Regions from separate parts of the Homo sapiens genome. Here region 2 is linked to region 1. Evidence: chromatin loops called from intact Hi-C (ENCODE). Cell type or tissue: heart left ventricle. All regions are shown on one strand.

The links. A loop is a pair of places that touch in the nucleus more often than their neighbours do. Peaks named below come from ENCODE experiments on the same cell type or tissue, not always from the same donor. Only the 100,000 strongest peaks of a DNase experiment are listed, where the experiment ranks them.
Region 2: a loop joins it to region 1, with 3 times the contacts of the local background. A loop is called at or near these places in 10 of 110 quality-filtered maps.

What each region holds. Positions count from the first base shown.
Region 1 is chrX:67,715,600-67,723,599 of GRCh38, forward strand. AR (androgen receptor) reads left to right here. Exons shown (of 8, transcript NM_000044.6): 5 at 1,879-2,023; 6 at 6,234-6,364; 7 at 7,228-7,385. Among named protein-coding and RNA genes, the nearest start is that of NXTAR, 65 kb to the right of the region's middle. In heart left ventricle, a CTCF peak has its summit at 3,628 (motif pointing left); no DNase peak of the experiment used is centred here; H3K27ac peaks cover 476 bases.
Region 2 is chrX:67,563,014-67,571,013 of GRCh38, forward strand. All of the region lies in intron 1 of AR (androgen receptor), which reads left to right. Among named protein-coding and RNA genes, the nearest start is that of AR, 23 kb to the left of the region's middle. In heart left ventricle, no CTCF peak of the experiment used is centred here; no DNase peak of the experiment used is centred here; H3K27ac peaks cover 2,948 bases.

The DNA.
Region 1 (8,000 bases):
AGTGGAGTAGAAAAAACACTGGAGAAGAGAATCAGAACACCTGGGTTCTAGTATTAGTTCAGCCACATATAAACCATATGACCTTGGGTAAGTCAGTTTATTTCTCTGGCCCTCATGTTCCTTGTTGGTAAAATAAGTGCCACATCACCTAACCTCTGGGATTATTGTGAGAGTTAAATTAGGTCATCAACAGGAAAGTGAGAAGTTTGATCTAAATTTGGGGAAGCATTCCTAATGAGGTATGATGACAAAATTTCAGATAATTCTGGATTTGTTGGTGAGAAGAGAGAGTGTTGGTAGGGACGAGCTCTGAGGTGATGCCTTTATAACTTTAAGCATCCAACTGTTTCAAAAACTCCAGGAGAACATGGCCATGTCTGTTCTACCTGTGTATTATTGTAGACGTAGCTTCTGGGAGCCTCTGCTCTCTGAGCTTAAGGGAGGTAATTTGGAGATCATTTAATTCTCATTTTACAAAAGGAAAAAAAATTGAGGGTCTTTAGGCCATTTGTTTAGGTAATATTTCTTAAGTGCCCACTCAAATACGTGGACTGTACTAAGTACTAGGGAGGTAAAGATAAATAAGAAGATATGGTCCCTGTCTTCAAGAAGCTCCAAGTCTTGTGGGGGAGACAGACATGTATATACATAGACTTCAATGCTGTGTAATGACTGCTATAATTGGGTGAGGCTACACAAGGTGCAATGAGAATGTAAAAGAAGAATCTTTAAGCCTTCTTCTTGGATGAGTTGGGAAAGCCTTCACAGAAGAGGTAGCCTTTGAGTGAAGACTTGAAAGATGAGTAGTGTTTACCGGATGAAAGGCCTGAGAAGGAGGAATGCATTCTAGGCAAAAGTAACTGCCTGTGCAGAGATAACAGAGATATAGAGGCATGTGAGAGCGCAAGTGGCAAGAGATCAGTCTAGGTAGGCAGGTCATAAAGGGCCTATTCATGTATAATGATGGCAGTAAGATGAGGATGGCAGTAGGGTGGGAAATTAGTAGGGCCAGGGTACCTATTGAGTAGAAAAGAATGGAGAGGAAATGCCAGGCAGAAAGAGGATGGACGCAAGAGAGGGAACATGAAAGTGGTGAACAGGTGGCAGTGGCTGTCAAGACATCTCTCCATACCCTGTACACTGTATGTAATATCCATCTCCCAGGGTTGTTAGAAGGGTCAAACCAGATCGTAGCTGGAAAACAGCTTTGTGAAGTGAAAACTGCTGTTTATGTGGGGGAAATGATTGTTAAACTGCATCTTTGGAAAGGTGAAGTGATCAAGAGCACAGACCTTGGAATCTGACTGCTTTGCTTTGTAACTTGGTCTGCCAATTACTAGCTGTATGATCTTGGACAAGTTCCTTAACCTCTCTCTGACTCACTTGTACTGGTTCACAGAATGGAGATAATAATAGTACTTACCTTACTCATTGTTGTGAATGTTAAATGAGATAATATAAGTAAAGTGCTTAGAAAAGAGTTAAATGTACCCCATAAATACATACAACTATCATGTACCCAAAATTATTTTTAATTTTTTTAAAAAAGAGCAATCCAATAGCAAAAGAAAAAAAGAGTTCACTCATATAAGCAGTCAATAAGTGTTAGATTATTTTTCTCTTACAACTGACAATGCCCTTTTTGTCTCCATCATCATCTCATTTGAGCAGCTCAGGGAAGTAGGGAGGATAAGGAATATTATCCTCACCATATAGTTTGTGCTTTTCCCCACCACCCCTTAATGGCCAGCCTGGATGGTCCCTGGGGATCCTTAGGGGATGCCCGAATACCAGAGCATCTCTGCCCAACAGGGACTCAGACTTAGCTCAACCCGTCAGTACCCAGACTGACCACTGCCTCTGCCTCTTCTTCTCCAGGCTTCCGCAACTTACACGTGGACGACCAGATGGCTGTCATTCAGTACTCCTGGATGGGGCTCATGGTGTTTGCCATGGGCTGGCGATCCTTCACCAATGTCAACTCCAGGATGCTCTACTTCGCCCCTGATCTGGTTTTCAATGAGTAAGTGCTCCTGGGGCCCAGACCTCACTAAAATACAGCAGCTTGGCCAGACCTGGTTGGTGGTGATGGTGATGGGGTGACAGTGAAGCTTAGCTCATTTGATCTGCAGTTGTCGCAGCGGATGCCCCAGCCAGCCAATCCAGTATGAGGCGGCTTTGCCCTGGCTTTCAGCCAACTGGCAGGAGCCCAGGAGGATGGTGCTGAGACCACCCCTTTCACACCCAAGAACCAATCCTAGTCATATTTCTGGTCTGCTTTGCAGCTTATCTCAAAACCACATGGAAAGATTCCTCCCCTTCACATATAAAAGAGGCAGAAAGACTCTGGCTTTAAGGGCTGGAGTTTCTTGGGTTCTTTTGCTACCACCAAAGGCTACTTCTAGTCACCATTTGCTGAGCAACTAGTTTGTGCCAAGACTATGCTAGATACTTTCTAAATCCTAGCTCATTGAGTCCTCATGGTGACCTGACCTCACCTTTTTATAGATAACACTATTTTTTTATGGATGGGGAAAATCAGGCTCAGCAAAATAAAGTGACTCACCCAAAGTCACAGAGCTAGTGCCTGTTGGAGACAAGATTCAAACGTATGTCCCTGTCGATCTCAGCTCTTCTGCGTCATGGTGGTAACTGATGGGAAGGAGTACCTCTACCGCTCTCTGGCTGTGTGACCTTGGTACTGCCATTTTCCTTCCCTTAAACAGCTTTAATTAATACCTGCCCTGCCACCAGCTCCATATAACATCATGAATTTGGCCAGTGGCTCAGATTTTGGAATTACATTTTTCTCCACTAAAATCTCAGTTCTACTATTTTCTTAGTCAGCATCTTTGGGAAAGACCTTTAACTTTTCCGACCCTCAATTTCTTCATCCATTAATGATAACAGAACCTTCATAAGTAATTTCTTATGATAACTAAATGGGAATTGACAGATGTGGAATGTCTGGCCCATAGTAGGCAAGAAGGAAAAAAAAAGTCCCTTTCTGATTCACCCTTTCCCTAATAGTGATACATTTTTTTTCCCCGAGATGGGGTTTTGCTCTGCCACCCAGGCTGGAGGGCAGTGGCGCAATGATCTCAGCCCAGTGCAACCTCCACCTCCCTGGTTCAAGCAATTCTCCTGCCTCAGCTTCCCGAGTAGCTGGGATTATAGATGCCCGCCACCGTGTCCATCTAATTTTTGTATTTTTGGTAGAGACGGGATTTCACCATGTTAGCCAGGCTGGTCTCAAACTCCTGACCTCATGATCTGCCCGCCTCAGCCGGGCATGATAATCTTTTCTATGTCTGCTGTATGAGGTCCCTCGATGGCATTGTGAATGGAGCTGGCCAGAGAAATCTTCCCAAGGACCTTGAGCTAGTCTCACCACAGAGAATCCTTCCAGTCAGGACAGGAATTGACCTTCCCCCCTCTTCAGCCCTCTAACCCAGAAGAGTCTTAAAATAAAATCTACAGGCCAATGGTTCCTTCCAGTACAGCACTGCAATGCGAGGGAGAGTGAGCGTCCCCAGCTGCCCTCTCCCAACCCTGCCAGCCTGGTAGCCAAAAGCTAAGAATAACCACTAGGCTTTTGGCACAAACTGCTTTGTGGTTTTCAGATCTCCGCAAAGTTGCCTATGATGCCATCTTCTGGGGCAGGCCTTGAAAAGCCCCCTAACTGTTCATCTCCCATCCTTAAACCCCTGCTGCCCTTAAGCAGTTGAATCAACTCCATGAGCACCTGCTCTACCTTCCCCAGAGCCCTGAGACCTTTGGAGCTTTGAAAAGTGATAATTGGTTGTTCTCTAAATCCTCATTTCCTTCTCTGCCTCTAAGTAAGCATGTGGCATCCCACCTCGGCTTCCTGGTCCAGTCTTGTTCATCTTATAAAAAGGCCTCCCTACGGGGTCAGAGGCCTAGACCCATCAAACCCAGGGCTCCTGAAACAATAGGACCCCTATTCCTCCTGTAGGAAGCCACTGTGTTAGAGCTCTCAGGGTGTCTACAAACATCTAGATAAGTGTTTCTCAACATGGATTCTGTTGACATATTGGGAAAAATAATTTTGTCATTATGTAGAATATGGTTAACATACCTGGCACCAGCCTACTCTATACCAAATAGGATTCCAGTCATTCTGACAGCCCAAACTGCTCCCACACATTTCTGACACCCACTGAAGAGGCAGTACTCTCCAGTTGAGTGCAACTAATCCCTGCCAGCCTTCCTAAGGTGCTAATGGGGAGCCTCAGACCCAAAGAGAGAGAGAAGAACTTGTCCAATGTAGGTCAACCCATTTGCTGATCTCTTCAACACCAAGCTCTATTATCAGCCCTGTTTTTTTCTTTCTTTCTCTCTTTGTAGAGATCACATGTTGTGAGGATAATGAGCTTGAACCTTAGCTGTGTGACCTTGGGCAAATTACTGAACTTCTATGTGCCGCAAATTTTATCTGGAGACTGCTGAAGAGTATTATAATAGCACCTTTCTATATGTCATTTATTGAACACCTGCTATGTGTCAGGCACTGTGCTCAGTGTTTTCCAATCTTCATTTCTCCTCTTATTTTCTCTCTTGCACTCCCACCAACCTTGTTCTCTTCCTAAATTCCATTCCTGCCTCATTTTTCTACCCTCCATTCTCCTCTCTCTTCCTTCCTTTAACTGTCTCCCTAGTATTTTTCCCCTTTTCCCCCTTTCTTTTCCCCTTCCCCCATGAATTTCTTCTCTTTCCTTTCCCCTTCTCTTTCCTCCATTCCCCACTTTTTCTGCCCCTGAGGCCTGCAGCAATGTTAAAGGAATCCTCATTCCAGCATTGTGATTTCAATGGTAAAAAGATTGCAGCATTGTCATCAACAGAGGTGGGAAAGTACATTGGAGACTGGAGCAGAGCCAGACCTCAGGGTCAGCCAATCTTACTAAAAAATTCTCTACAGTGAAAGAGCTTGGAGCAACACTGTTCTGCTCAATTGATTTGTGATACCATCTAAACACTTCCTCTTTCTAGTTGGGCTTCAGCCTGAGTTGAATAATTCTACACCATCTGCCCTCTTCTCTCTTTCTCCAGGACAGCCAAGATCTCTCTGAGATAGGATGCTGAGCTTCCACCCAGACAATACCAGGCCTGCTCATCCTATGGAGTAGGCTAGTGGCTTGGAAACCAAAATGTCAAACCATAGCCTTTAGGCTCCATCTGGGAGGTCTTTGTCCTCACCACTTAAGTGGGTGTCAAATTTCCTTCCCTTTCTGCACACGCTGCACAATCAATTTCTGTCTTACACACACACACACACACACACACACACACGATTTTTGAAGTGCTGAAAACTGGAAGGCCTACTAGCATGAGGATGCTGTGTCTTCTCTTAGAGGTATGCCATGGTCAGCCATGGAACCGAGAGGTTGCTCTTCCTTGAAAAGCTGGCCAAGCATTGGCCACTTCCCCATATAATTTATAGGTGATAATGTGGTGATCTGTTCAGAAGTGACTATAATAAATGCAACTCACATATGTCTACAGTTTCCAAACTGTGGTAAGGAGCAGCCAGCATATGAGGGAATGGGCTCCCCTTCAGCAGGGGACATTTAAACTAGACATTCAAAAACACTCCCTGGCAGATTTAACATTGGAACTCGTTTTGAAAGAACAATGTGGAATCTCCTTCACTGGGAGTTTTTGAATAAGTATGAAATTTCTAGTATTCCAGGCCAGAGGCAAAGGGGTCAACAGGATGACCAAACACTTCGGGTCATTTGCAAATCTTGATGTCCTGATGTTAAGAGCTGACTACTGGGGCTTCTCCTAAAAATCCTTCATGTTGAGCTGCCTGGAAGGCAGGTTCTCATTCTGGCTGTAGCTGAGATGTTAGAACTGTAGTCAGGGAGACCATGTGCCTCCCCCATTGTGTTCATTTGGTTAGGCTTTCCTGTCCCTGACTCAGAAAACAGAAGGGGCACAGAGACCTGGAAATTCCATGTGCTAACCCATATCCTGGCCAGAGAAGATGAGTAGTTATCAGGGTGTCAGGATTTTGGAAAACAGAGAGAGAAAAAAAACAAACAAACAGACAAACAAACAAAAAAACCTTTTCCTGGTCCCTGGAGCACCAGCAGGAGAAACAGCAAGCTCTTCTTGGAAAACCTGGCGAGGGATGGCAATCAGAGACATTCCCTCTGGGCTTATTGTAAACTTCCCCTCATTCCTTTTTCCTCTGTGTATCTCCTTCCCAGGTACCGCATGCACAAGTCCCGGATGTACAGCCAGTGTGTCCGAATGAGGCACCTCTCTCAAGAGTTTGGATGGCTCCAAATCACCCCCCAGGAATTCCTGTGCATGAAAGCACTGCTACTCTTCAGCATTAGTAAGTGCCTAGAAGTGCAGGGAATGCCCCCTGAGGGCACAGAGATTCAGAGAGGACCACTTTTGCCATTAAAACATTATTAGGGAAAAGCCAGCTCCTGGACATTTCCCTTCTTCATTCCCCCTCCCCATCCCCACTCTACTCTCTCTCAGCATCATTTTCCTAACAAGAAACAATTTCATGACTAGAAGCCAATTTATTTGCTAGAAGTCAACCTCCATCAGATTCCCCACCTATCCCCAGTCTGTCTTTGGGACAAGGCCTTTTTGACTGGTTACAGCAGGTCTCTGAATTTTTCCATAGCTTCTGCTATAGAAACAGACATGGGCCACCTTGTATTCTTTGCAGGGCAGTAGAGCAGGAGGCATTTCCTCCTGGAAAGATTTCCTCTTCTGCCAACAGGAGGAGATCTATGTAAGCAACTCAGATAGGATTTGTATGGCAGCCAAGGAACTTTTCTTTAATATCTTTTCTAAGAGCCCTCTCTTAGCCCCTACGGAGGGAGAAGGGCAAAATTTGATATTCAAAGCTATGTGTTTTGGTTATCTAAATCAGGGTTTTACTGTGAATGACATAAAAGCTTAGGTCCTAAAAAATGAGTATCTGAGAAGAGTAGAAAAAGAAAAGGTTCAGGAAATTTGATTTACTTGACTCCTTTCAGATCGGATCCAGCTATCCTTTCCCCTGAGATCTCCCTGACAGACTGAAGGCCCCAAGCACACAGACTTCAACTAACAGGAAGCCAAGTAGATGGTTCCCTGTGGGGGTGGGGGTCAAGTCTGTGGTCAGAAAACTTGGTGCTTTGTCTAATGCTCCTTCGTGGGCATGCTTCCCCTCCCCATTCTGTCTTCATCCCACATCAGTTCCAGTGGATGGGCTGAAAAATCAAAAATTCTTTGATGAACTTCGAATGAACTACATCAAGGAACTCGATCGTATCATTGCATGCAAAAGAAAAAATCCCACATCCTGCTCAAGACGCTTCTACCAGCTCACCAAGCTCCTGGACTCCGTGCAGCCTGTAAGCAAACGATGGAGGGTGCTTTATCAGGGAGAACAGCCTGATAGAGCCAATGATAATATGCTTCTCTAGAGTCTGGCACCACCTGTTGGGAGGTGCTTCCATTCCCCTCTGGCTTTGAGTGTGGTCCAGGAAGAAAATGTGGTGAAGAAAAGAACACGGGTCACAGTGTCCCAGCTGGATATTGTGAAAGGGGTGGAGGAGTTGAGAACAGAGCAGTTGGGACTCAGGGAAGGGACTTGCAGCAGATGAATTCTCTAGGCAGACAAAACAGACCTGGATGTTTTTCCCCTCTTCTTTGAGTCATGTTCATGTGAGTTTGTCTGTCTGTGTGTGTGTGTGTGTGTGTGTGTGTGTGTGTGTGTGTGTCAGAGAGAGAGAGAGAGAGAGAGAGATGGAGTGCGGAGGCTTGGGTGAGAGCACAAGCTGGAGAAGTCTTGAGTCAGAGAGCTTACAATGGTATAAGACATCTCTTGGGAGCCCTCAGTGACTCCATGGAGACCATTTCTTTCTCTCTCTCTCGCTGTCTCTCTCTAACACACACACACACACACACGACCTCATGGGGGAGGACCAAGGAAGTACGGGGAAGGGGGAGGAAACAAAAGGCTGAAA
Region 2 (8,000 bases), 150 kb before region 1:
AAGACATTCAAGAAGAGTCTGGACCCTTTGGGAACCATGTATAGGGCAAAGGTTTGAACTCATAGTAGATGATTTTTACAGTCACTTTTTAACAATTTAAAAGCCTATAGATGACTCCAAAATGCCCATTTGGATGATATGAGGCATACTTTGTGTAGTTAAGGATTTTAAATACATAACAGAGAGGCTGAAGGGCCTTCGGGAAAGAAGCTGGGGTAAGAGTCAAAGTGTAGTATGTTGACCGATGTTCAGGAATAGGCTTTGGCATCTGACAGATTTTGTTTTAAATACTGGCTCTGGGTCTTACTAGCTTCCAGTTCTGGGCTGCTTCACCTCTCTTGAGTTTCAGTTTCTTCATTTCTAAAATGAAGATACTAATGCTTCCTTTGTTGGGTTTTTGTGAATATAAGTGAGATAATAAATGTAAATATCTAGCCCAGGGCCTGGTGCATAGTACAAGCTTCATAAATTGTACCTATTATTATTAGTAGTAGTAGTAGTCCAGACAAACAGAGCTTGGGAAAACGCTAGACTCTGGCTGACATACATGGGCTTTTCCCCAGGCCACTGCTGCCTGGCTTCCCCTTCCACAAAGCTTTGAGTCTCCAAAATGCTTTGGCTGGAATGTAAGCGTGAGGTCATTGCAGATAACAGGGGAGCATGATTTGCTTCGGTAATGCAAGTTATTAAGTTACTTCCCTCAGCCCAGCTGAAATCTCTTATTGGTTGATGTGTGCTTCAAAGTGTGAGACAGAGCTAGTCTGAGGAGAGAGGGAGAGTGAGAAGATTCCTCTTCTTGGCCAGAGGTCATGGTCTTCCACAAGGAACAGAATGACTCAATGCAAATTATGGGACCTCTTTGAGTTTGGGGCCCCTACATTTAAACTAGTAACTCCGTTGCACATATTGGCACCCTTCCCCCAACAAAATTACTGGGCAGGAATTTTCTTGAATCCTTCCGTGGCCTGGAATGATCTCCCTTCTCATCCTTGTGATCCACACAGCTGGCAAATGGCAGGCAGCAGAACAAAAACAAGCCTCTTAGCATATAGGGAGAGAAAGAGTCACAGCAGTACTGAATTTGCTTGGGAACCTAATGTTAACAAAGGACCTTCCTCTCAACACCCCAAACAGATTAAAACATTTTTTTAACAGCAAGTTGTGTCTCGGAGCAGCTCTTTGCTTGGGTATATTTAAAGATCTGCTGAGTCATTTAAGAGCAGGCTGGCATATCCTAAGAGGCAAGGACTATACCCCAGTCTATGGGGGAGTAAGTTGAGAGGTGAAATCTGTTTGGCTTTCTCCCATGGAAACAAACAAGGTGATCCACTTCCATCTCCCACGACTCTGGAGAGCATCTACTAAGCCTTCTTATTCTATCAACTTTGAACTCCTCAGTGTATAATAGAGTAAGGGTGAGAGGGAAGGAGCAGTCGTACCAGTGTCATTATTGGTATGTTCAGGAGTTCAATTTCTTCCTGATTCAGTCTTGGCGGGATGTATTTGTTTGGGAATTTATCCATTTTTTCTAGATTTTTCTAGTTTGTGTGCATAGAGGTGTTCATAATACCTTCTGATAGTTATTTTTATTTCTGTGGTGTCAGTGGTAATAACCCCTGCTGTCTGAAATTGTAATGGCCCTGCTATTGGTAGCTGAGAGTAGCATGGAAGTGTCAGGTTGATGGGTTCATTTAATTCTTTTCTTTTCAGTTTCAGTCACATGCATTGTTACCATGGCATATGACAGTTGCTAGAAAGTGAAATAATTTTTTTTCTACTTTATTCTCCACTGCACTTCTAAATTTATTAGTGGAGAAATTAGCAGTTACCAACTGTTCATTATAGGTACACATTGGGGTTTCCTTAGAGCCAATTTTCCCCCTGGTTTTCATCTTGTAAATCTGTAATCCTAAAAATTAGCAAAACCTAGAGCTTCTCTTTGGTCCTGGCCTGTTTGAACCCTGTTCCACAGACCCCAATCTTCTTTCTTGTTTGAGGCAACTATCCTTCTCTTTGCCCACCGCCATTTTCCTTCATCTACTTTTCCCTTCTCTAGCACCTCAGACTGTCTTCCCACAGTGGCACAGCCTCCCACTCCACTTTCACTGTGCCATCTCCTTGCCATCAAAACCATCCTCACAGACCCTTCTGAAACCACTTCTAGGAAGGGAAATCACAATGGATCCATGAAGGATGCTTTCTGGATGACTTTAAAAGATTGGTATTAAGATATTTTATCAGTGGTAGCAACACTGACTTATTCAGGCAGCCATGCCCCGGATCTATAAGAAATCAGGTAAGCTAAAAGTTGCTTGAGCTGGCAGGAGACCTAGTTCTCTTTTTTCCTTTCCCTCTTGCATTTTGTTTATCGATGGTTTTCAAAGGACTTAGAGGCTGGCTTTGTTATAGTTAGTTGGTAAGAGAAATGGTGGAGGACCGGAAAATGGGAGTGGAACGAATGAGCATGTTTGAGACTAAGTTATTACAATTCCTAGGATGTATAAATTGCTTGAAATCTACCAAGTACTTTCAGACACATTATCTTTTTTACTCTTCAAAATCAACTTGGAGGTAGGCACAACAGGGATCAAATCCTTAGTTCACAGATGAGTAAACTGAGACTGGAGGAAATTAAAGGAGATTCCAAGGTAACTCAGACAATAAGCAACAGAACCAGGATTTGGTGAATTTTTTGGGGGGTGGGAGGTACAGAGTCTCACTCAGGCTGGAGTGCAGTGGCAAGGTCTCGTCTCACTGCAACCTCTGCCTCCTGAGTTCAAGTGATTCTCGTGCCTCAACCTCCTGAGTAGCTGGGATTACAGACATGTGCTACAATGCCTGGCTAATTTTTGTATTTTTAGTAGAGATGAGGTTTTGTCATGTTGCCCAGGCCGGTCCTGAATTCTTGGTCTCAAGTGATCCACCTCCATTGGCCTTCCAAAGTGCAGGGATTATAAGCATGAGCCACTGCTCCCAGCCCCAGACCATTAATTTTTGACAGTAAGTCCAACTTTTTTCAAGTTCACAGCTCAGATTTGCTATTGAATGAATGAGTATATATGTCATTTGGGAACATTCTTTCCAACTTTTGGTTGAAGATTTGTTTTATCACTTGTGAAAATTTTTTTTCATTCTTAGCAATGTCAGTTTAGTTAAATGAGCATTTCATTTGCGAATTCACTAATTAATTATTTTATTCATCAATACATTTCCTGAGTACCAACTTTCTATCAAACCCTGTGCTGGATTCTGAGGCTACAAAGAGAAATAAGATACCATCTCAGGCCTCTAAAATCTCACAGACTGGGGACTGACATCTCAGTAGTAAACATATGAACAGCAACTTGTGAAACGCCATTAGCAAAATCTCAAGTTATATTCTTCAGTGACTATGGCCATCCTAAAAATGGGGTGTCTTTTATTTGGGGTAAATGAAGATGAAGCCTTATGAGAAATTGCATTTTAATCTAATCTTGTCTTGCTAAGAACAGAAGTGGAATGTTTCAGCCTCTGTGTGTGTATTTGTGTGTGTGAAGGTTGAGTGTGTGATGATGGATGGGGCTGCGAGATTGTTAAGTAGGATCTATGGGGGGCCTTAAATGGTCCTGGTGAGTCCCAACTTTCTGGTTATGTATTTGAGTAGAGTATGGGGGTGACAAAGATTGTTGTTTAAGAGTTGATTTTAGATTTTTTCCAAGTAAATGGTCAGCTGACTTGGAGCATCATCATTCCACTTGCTTTGAAAACCTGCCACTTAAGGCTCCTTCCAGTCATAGGTTAACTCTTTCTGGTCAAGTATTACTCTTTTTGAGCATTTACCTGTCAGTGACAGGTACAATGTTAGATGTTGTCTCTCTGTTTTCTTGTTTAATCTTTACTTTGATCCTAGGTAGCTCTTATTAGTTCCACTTTATAGGTAAGAAACTGAATTTCAGAGACTTGAATGACTTGTTCAAGATCACATAGTATAGTAACTTGGTAGTTTGGGACTTGAATTTTGATTGTTCAGTTTTTTGTTTGTTTGTTTCCTGGCCTCCCTGCTGTTTTCACTATTCCACACCACTTCAGCTTTATTTTTCATAGAGGCCATTAAATGTACCCTCCATCAGCCAAAGCCTCTTGCCTCCCTTCAACGTAACTCTTCTCTAGCGTCCTCTTAATAATCTTCTGAAAAGGTTTTACAGCCTTTCTGGGTACTGGGACCCAGAGTCTTAATCCAGGCTCTTAAGTGCCTTATTTAACTGTAATATGGAAAATCAAAGTCACAGCTAATTCAGGAAAAATGAGTTTGGGATGTGAATTTCCTAGGCAACTTGTCATCTCTTTTTTACTTCCTTAGCTTCATAAACTTACCCACAATGTTCCCTGAGGACTAAGAGTAATGGAGGGTGATGAGGAAAGGCTTTCCTCCCTTCCTTTCCGAGAGTCCTTTAGCCAAATGCCACACCTCCTCCTGTTTCCCTAGTCTCCGTGCAGAGATGGAAGTGGGAGATAGACATGGGTTCCTTTCAGCCCTGAGTTCATGCCAGGGTTTTCTTTCCCTCTAGCTGGACTGAGGTAGGAGGAGAGGTTGAAGTCCACCAATAAGACCATGAGTGAAGAAGACTAAAGTACTTGAAAGAGCAGCAGACCTACGCTTAAAATACTAGGGTTTGTGTCCAGACTTTGTGGGTTACTATCTGTATAATTTTGGGCAAGTCAACAGTTCTGAGTCAGAGTTCCCTTATCAGCAGATTGGAAGATAAATTCTAATTATATAGATGAAACATTAAGTCTAGAAGTAATTTGTAAATTCAGAAAGGGCTTATAGATTTAAAGTGTAGCCGTTTTGATTACCACAAACTAAATCCTATACTTCAGGGATAAAATCTTCTCCTGTTTTTTCTAAAAGCCTGTGCATGTGTGGTGTAAGGGGTGGGTTTTCCCTTGTACCAGCAACTTAGCAATTGTAGTAACGGGGCTGAGGGCAGTGGCATGCTTCTTCATTGAGCAAGTGTGAAAAGAGGGTTATGCATTCAGGGGTCAGCAGATGGCAGGCAGAGTAGCCCCTCCAAATCTCCCTCCCATACCACAAAGCCCTCTTATTTATTCAAACTTAACATTAGAAGCTCATTTCAAGTAGGCACGTCTGTGTCTGGGCGTCTATTTTCCTTCTTTGTATATAGCAGGCATTTGTCAACTTGGTGAAAAGCATTACTCTTCTTTCCATTTCTGAGGACTAATTGTGCTTCTTCGCTAGACACGAGTTCAAAACAGTGGGTTGAAAGAGGGCAAGTTTATGCCAAAGAATCAGAAATAGTCATAATTTAGAGAGAATTCTAGAGGTCAGTTCCCTTTCGTATGGACTGGGCAACTGAAACCCAGACAGGGAAGGGAATTAGACCAAGTTCACAAGCACAAACACTTTACTGGCACATTCAGATTGGAAATCGAGGGCTTCTGCTCCCAGGTCAGAACTAAATGCCCTTTCTAGCTAGGGTGTTCTTTGATCTCAGTGATTTTGACTCTTTCTACTGCACTCTGGGGACAGTGGGTTCTGCGGTACCAACTCCAATTAAAGTGGGAATATGTACCAGCCCCTCCCCTTGGTTTTTATTTTTCAGAGGCCTGGCAGTCAGAGGGATTCTGATCTCTATATGCAATATTTTCACACTACTGTACTTATTGAAATCACATTTGAATCTTGGCAATTAACAAGGCAGTAATTGGCATCAGGAGGGTATGTTAGTTTGCTTATCTGCGCCGTCCCTCCTCTTCCCAACCCACTGTGTATTGCAGAATGTTTTATCAGCTCTGATTTGCCAAGTTGCTCTCTTCTCCAGTAGGTGCTGCGAGCAGAGAGGGATTCCTCGGAGGTCATCTGTTCCATCTTCTTGCCTATGCAAATGCCTGCCTGAAGCTGCTGGAGGCTGGCTTTGTACCGGACTTTGTACAGGGAACCAGGGAAACGAATGCAGAGTGCTCCTGACATTGCCTGTCACTTTTTCCCATGATACTCTGGCTTCACAGGTGGGAGGTTCTTCAATTGAAAACTTAGAACTCAGTTTCTAGGGTAGTGAGTGTTGTAAGGTTTGGACTGTGACCTAATATTACGCAGCCATGACATTATCTATTAGGCATCTAGACTAGCTTGCTTGAATATCTTAGCATGTTGACTAATTTGGGGCAGAATATAGTGTGGGTGGGGGATTTTGTGTGTGGGGGGGGGTTGGGGGTTGAGCAATTCATTATTATTAAAATGCAAAAAGCACTTAATTCGCTATGATAAGATTGCCTTTTTCATGCATACTGGCCTACCTGCAAGACCCCTAGAGACAGTAAGCAGCATACATGGTGTCTTCCAGTTTTCAGCCTTTGTGCAAGGAACAACTGTGGGTTTCTGCACATGTGTTGTGGTTTGATGTTTGTATGTGATTGTGTACCAGGGTATGTGTGTCTGTTATTGTGAGTTCATTTCTGAGCAGTTGTGACACACAGAGATCCAGAAACAGTGTCTTACCCTGTGTGCTTTGCTAGTGGGAACGTGTCTTTTCTTTTGTGCTCGTATCTCTGTGTAATCGAGTGTCTTGCTAAGTCAATGTGCCTCTGTCTCTTTTTACCAGTTCTGTCTTTGTGTCTCTGTGCCTTCATGTATTTTTTCCCCTGAGTTTGCACGTCTCTGTCTATGTGGATATCTCTCACTCCAGGCCACTGTATCACTGTGTCTGTATTACAGCTGTTTATTTCTGTCGGTGTGTGGATTTCTATGTCTGTTTTCATCTTAATTTGTGTGTCTAAGCAAGACTGTTTTGGGGTGACTATTTCAGTTTATGTCATAGCCATTCTTTGTGTGACTGCTTCTAGGTATGTCTTTTTCTATGCCCCTATTGTCCCCATCTCCATGTGTCTCTGTGTGTATATGTTCTAATGTATCTGCCTACTTATCTTAGTTTGTATTTCTCTGGGTGTATATCCCTCTCTTGCAGTTCTGGGCCTTTGCAGTTTTTGGCTTATGTTTTTGTATATATCCACTAGAATTGGCTTCTTATCTTTTTTGTGCATGTTTTAGTTTGTATGAGTGAGCATATCCAACTCTGTCTTTGAGAAGCAGAACTGTCTGTGTTTGCAGTCAGTTGTGTTGGCTGTCCCTGTGTTTGTCCCTGTGTGTGCATTTCATTGTATGTGTACGCATCCATGTATCTTTCTGCTTCTCTGTGACCAGATATTTCTGTGTAGCTGTCTATGTATATTGGCTTCTGTCTGTGTCTGTGTTGTTGGCTCTACGTCTGTGCATATGCACCCACCGGGTTCATAAAAAGCTCACCTGCTCTCCAAGGAATCTACCAGATTATTTTGTGAAATAACTCACGTTTCGTTTTTTTACTTGCCAGCTGCTATGGTACTTAAAAGTGTGTTGGTACGTAGGTGTGCATAATTTATTCATGTAGGATGTCAAAAGAGTCAGTTAAAAATTATGCACAGTGTGTCTTTATTAACAGGACACTTGTGTGTAGAGAATCCTTGAGAAATGAGTGGTTAGATGATAAATCTTTTCATATTAATTTCATGATGTCAGTGAAGTAAATTTGCAAGATATGGGCTGCATAAGAACTATGTTCTTTTTAAAACTCAGCATATTGATGGTGGAGAAAGCATTTATTTGTACTGCAAAGTCTTATTTCTGATAAGACATCACAAATAAGAATTATTGTGATGAGACTTATCACAAATAAGAATTATTGTGATAATTCTTATTTGTGATAAGAATTACTGGGTTAGAAGGTGTTACTTTTCTGGTTTTGTTTGGGTTTTTGTTTTGAAGTGTTACTACAGATGGTGTCTTAGGGACAAAGAGCTCTGAGGTTGACTTAGAACACATGGAGTACAGATAAAAAGGAGAATGAAAAGTAACAGAGAGATGGGCATATTCCTTGTTTGAATGGAGTCATCCAGGGGCTCAGGATGGAGTGCACAGGAAATGGAGAGGTGAAGGTCATAGAGAGAAGTTTAGCAGGACCAGA